2 separate regions of the Homo sapiens genome follow, and region 2 is linked to region 1. Evidence: chromatin loops called from intact Hi-C (ENCODE). Cell type or tissue: Caco-2. All regions are shown on one strand.

The links. A loop is a pair of places that touch in the nucleus more often than their neighbours do. Peaks named below come from ENCODE experiments on the same cell type or tissue, not always from the same donor. Only the 100,000 strongest peaks of a DNase experiment are listed, where the experiment ranks them.
Region 2: a loop joins it to region 1, with 13 times the contacts of the local background. A loop is called at or near these places in 2 of 110 quality-filtered maps.

Annotation. Positions count from the first base shown.
Region 1 is chr3:14,417,466-14,419,965 of GRCh38, forward strand. All of the region lies in intron 2 of SLC6A6 (solute carrier family 6 member 6), which reads left to right. Among named protein-coding and RNA genes, the nearest start is that of SLC6A6, 16 kb to the left of the region's middle. In Caco-2, no CTCF peak of the experiment used is centred here; a DNase peak (open chromatin) is centred at 1,536.
Region 2 is chr3:14,223,661-14,226,160 of GRCh38, forward strand. It overlaps LOC105376958 (a long non-coding RNA gene), which reads left to right and starts at 1,050. Exons shown (of 2, transcript XR_940606.3): 1 at 1,050-1,966. In Caco-2, no CTCF peak of the experiment used is centred here; DNase peaks (open chromatin) are centred at 1,431 and 1,901; H3K4me3 peaks cover 1,353 bases.

The DNA of each region.
Region 1 (2,500 bases):
TCACGCCTGGGATCCCAGCACTTTGGGAGGCCAAGGTGGGCAGATCACGAGGTCAGGAGATCGAGACCATCCTGGCTAACACGGTGAAACCCTGTCTCTACTAAAAAACACAAAAAATTAGCCAGACGTGGTGGCGGGCGCCTGTAGTTCCAGCTACTCGGGAGGCTGAGGCAGGAGAATGGCGTGAACCCGGGGGATGGAGCTTGCAGCGAGCCGCGATCGTGCCACTGCACTCCAGCCTGGGCGACGCAGCGAGACTCCGTCTCGAAAAAAAAAAAAAAAAAGAGCAAGGCCATTCTCTTATATAACCCTAGCACAGTTATCTACCCCAGGACACTGATTTAACATTGACGTGATTCTGTTATCTGTGGATCTTAATGGCATTGCACTGATTGTCTCAGTGTTTACAGCAGCCTTATTTTTCTTTTAGTTCAGGATCGTCATTATGTTTTTAAAAAGGGTTTAAGGGATGTCTCCTTCGCTGATTAAGACATTGCCTGCTCTAGGGGCTTTCAGAGTCTTATTTAATCCTCAGCGTTCATTAAATACATTTTACAATGGGATGTGGCCTGCGTGTGCATGTACACAAACACACACGTCAAACTCAAACCCTGAAATTGAAGTTTCTCAGATCATCCTCGTACTCGCCATCTGCTGTGCTCTGGTCTGCTCTGTCTTCCTTTAGTAAAAAAGATGGCCTTGACCCCTTACATTGATGTCAAGACCCACTGTGGACTCTGCTTTGGAATTAGAAAACCCTGGCTTCCTGGGCAGAAATTTCTAAGGGGGAAGGTTAAGCTCCCACTGGTCCAGGGTTCGGATTGGTTGGAGTGGGGTCCCCTGTGAAGCCGGGACTAGGCAAGCGTTTGTTTGTGGCCCAGAGCTCCTCAACCTGCTGCTGCTAGCAGCTGGACCAAGTCCTTCCTTTTCATCAAGCTCAGCTGGCCTAGGTTGCTTGGTCACAAGCAGCCCCACCCCATGGAGACATATTCTTTGTGCTGTGACATCGGGCAGGGGTGTGTACCCAGCCAGCCACTGGGCAGGCATGGAGGTGACCTACTCGACGTCAGCCTCCACAGGCGTCATCATAATAGTTATAGACGTCAATAATAATGATTGCTACCGCTTCCTGGACTCAGCATGCTCATATACTGCCGAGAGGTTTACTGTGTTAACTCTGTCAACCCAAAGAAGTGGGTGTGCTCTTACTCTTTTTGAAAAAATATGAGAAATTCATTGAGCGCTTATTGCACATCAGGCACTGCTAAACACGTCACAGACTCATGCACAGCCTCCTCAGGAGCCTTGTGAGGTGGGCGCTGATGTCATCCCTATTGTACAGATCAGAAAACTGAGGCTTGGAGAGATGAATTGATTGTTTCCAAGACTACACAGCTGGGAAGGATTTGAACCTGATTGAGCTGACTCTAGCCCACTTCCTCAGGCTGGGAACGGCCTCTGGGCCCAGCCCCTTCCCCTTCCCCCGGGACTTCCTCCTGGTTAATGAGTAGTCAAAGCACCTGGGAAATGAGGCTCCTGCTGCCGTGAGGCTGGAATGTGAGTTCTGCTTCCAGATAGAGTCTTGTGCAAGGGGCCCTGCCTGGGATGGGCTGTTACAGGCAGTAAACAGAGGTTGCCAATGTTCCTCTTTTTGAGGCTTGCTGATGTATTTGCGCTTGGGAGCCCATTTTATAGAAAAGGCTGAGAGGCAGATTTGCCCTCAGACTTATCTGATGCTCCTCCAAGCAGCCCTCTTGGCTTAACACTTTCTGAAAGGGCTCCTCGGCCCCCTGACATGGCAGGGGTGTCTAGAGGAACAGGGTGGAAGAACAGACCTTGTCAGCTCTGAAGTCTGAGCACTGCTAGGTGTGCGCCCTCCTCACTGGGCACGTCACTTGAGGGCTCTGACCTTCAGGTTCTCATCTGAGAAGGGGCATGATGCGGACATGGGAATGTGTGTTAGTTGTTCAGCAGAGCCTGAACTATTAATGGACCAGCCCAAAAAAGTATTGCTGACAGGGGGCAACCCATGTAGTGGAGTCCATGGAGCTGGGGAGTCAGGCAGTCCCTAGTTCAAATCTCTGTTCCAGCCCTGCCGGCTTCGTGACCTGGAGGAGTCACAGAACTACCCTGAGCCTCAGGTAACCCACCCCTGAAATGGAGCAATAGTGGCACCCAGGAGGGTTAGAAAGACGGTGATACTGGGATTTTGGGGTGGGGGTGACCTCATCACTTTGTAAGCACAGTGAGGTTAAGTGTGCAAAAGGCCTAGCACATCAGTGCCAAGCACCCCACATGCAATTTCTCATTTTATCCCCCAAGGTGAGCCCCCCCTAGAGCAACTCCCCACCCCCTCAGCTATGGGGCTGAGTCCAGAAATCAGATTCACCCTCCCGGTGCCTGGGGCAGCTTAAGGAAGAAAGAAGATTCTTAACAGGGAGACCCTCTCTGGGCTTGTGGTGAGATCTCCCACGGGGTGTCTGCCCCCATGCCCCGCACC
Region 2 (2,500 bases), 190 kb before region 1:
CAACGTGCACTTCAAAACAGCAGGCATTATGTGGAGCTGGAGCCCCATCAGATAGACTACATGGGAAACAAGCAGTGGAAATAAAAGTGGCCCCATCACCATTGTACACAGTGACTCATCTCAAGAATACCTTTAACTTTAGGCTCCACTGGACCAGTAATGCTGGTCCCTCAGCATGTCTGGGGTTGATGGGGAGAAGATACTTATCCCAGGGATGCCTAAAGCTGTAGCTGCTCCTTGTCATTTTAGGTTTCTCATGCCAACAGAGCAGTAGGCAAAGAAAGGAGTTCTTACACTTGTAGGAATATCAGATTCTGCCTATCATGAGGAAATAGCACTGCTGCTAGATAGTGGGGTCAGAGAAGAGGATGCCCCAAAGCTCAGGGGATTCAGTGGGGCTCATTTTGGTGTTTCACAGCCCAATGACAACACTTATGGGCAATTGCAGCAATGATAGTCTGCCCAGTGCACAGTGACCAGGGCTTCAAACCTCTAGGGATGATGACCCAGTTACCTCAGCAGACCAGCAAGCTCATATGCAGGAGTGGTGGTCAAGTATGAGGGCTATGCAGAATGAGTAGTGACACACAGGGACAATGAACACCAATGATGACCTTAGAATTCATGGTAATTGATGGGGTCTGTAGCTTGTTTCACAAACCCTCTTTCTTAACTTCTTTGTAGAAATTGTGACAGGCAAAATCCTGAAAGAAGCAGTATCAGGAGGGAGTGGACTTAATATGGGAAAGCAGTATCCCCCAGGTCTCAGCATTCCTACACAAGCTGGCCTGACTTCTATATCCCAACACATGCATCTCTTTGCCGAGGGCTTCCTCTGGCTGCTGGAGCCTGCTGTAACCACAGGCATGGCAGCCTAGAAGTGCCTAGAGTACTAATGCCATATCCCCAACTGCAGCCCTCGACCAGCCCAACCTCAGATAAGATGTCATGGAGGACGTCAGGATATCATTGTGTCCTCCACTGGCTCCACGTACTCACGGGGGTAGGTTGTATGTTAACAATTCCTTTCTTGCCTCCTTGCATTCTGTCTCGGTTCACACTCCCCTACAGTACTGATTGGCATGAAATAAACTACTTGCACTCAAATCCGTGACTGAAGGTCTGCTTCTTGGGGAGCCCAGGATAAGATGCCCCACGTCTCTCCTCCTTCCTTCGAGGAAGCCTAGTGTCTTGCTTCTGACTGTTTTCCTTCTTTTTCAAGCACAGAAAAATGGGCCATTTCGACAGACATAACAGTTTGCTCACTGAATTGCTGCCCATTGTACTTGGAATGAGTAATAACAACAAAAGCCTCCCTAACACAGTCTACCAGAACCTGCAGTATCTGAGCCCAGCCTGCCTCCAGTCCTGTCCTCAATCACTGCTCATAGTTTTATTGCAGGGAGCCGAAGGCCCATGGGAAATGACCAACTCGGCATTCCACTGGAGGCTATATGATCAAACAGCAAACTGTTTATCATGAATGCAGGATGTGGGCAAACTCACGACTGCTCCTGCCGACAGAAGGTTTGCTGGAGGCAATCACTCCCTGGTACTGAGGTTATCTATGGTGACATCTAGAGCCTCTTGTTCGAGGAATGCAGTCTTGCAAGCCTACTCTGGACTGAGCAGCTGACCCCTTCTTCCACCCCTCTTCTCACTATCTCTTTTGCCTAATAAATATGGAGGGCTGTGTAAAGCTCAGGGTCCTTGTCCACTAGAGGCAAGGTGCCCCCTGACCCCTTCTTCCAAATATACTCTTTTGTCTCTTGTCTTTTATTCCCAGGTTCGCCCCCTTGGTTCAGTCCCCCTAGGTCCATGCAGGCTACAAGTGGCACTTGAACAGGCAACAGTCCGAACACAGGGACTATGAGGACATGAACGAAGAAGGTCTGCCGGAGCAGAGGAACTGAAATTGAAAGGTGAACAGGGATGCCGGGCCGGGTCTGCCAGCAGCGGATATAAGGTCAGTGCCCTAAGGAGGTACTGGGAGTAGTGCTTTAAGGAAGTGCTGGGAACCGGAAGTTTTCTGAATCAGGCTAACAAGGGGAAGAATTTGTCTGTTGAAGACAAACATTATGTGCAGCTGCTTAAAGTTCTGTTGAGACAGTCTGGAGCTCAGGTTAATTCGCAGGCACTAACTAACCTCCTGCAGAAGCCACAAAATGTTACTATGCATAACCCATGGTTTCCCCAGGCAGGCACTCTTGATGTGGAAAATTGGGACAGAGCACGAGAAGGATTAAAACGGGCTCATCAAAAAGGTCTTAAAGTTGATTCTTCTGTTTTCTTCACTTGGAGTTCAGTTCATACTGTACTTCTGACATTATCTTCTTCTTATTCTGCAGGAGAGCAGGCTGAATCTAAATCTGAAAGAATATGTTGTCCCACCCACAGCTCCAATTGAAAATAAAAAACAGGAGAGGGAGGATAAGAATTGACCTATACTCCCTCCTCCAATTGCAGAAACATCTGTACCGCCTCCTTTGGTAGCAGAAAT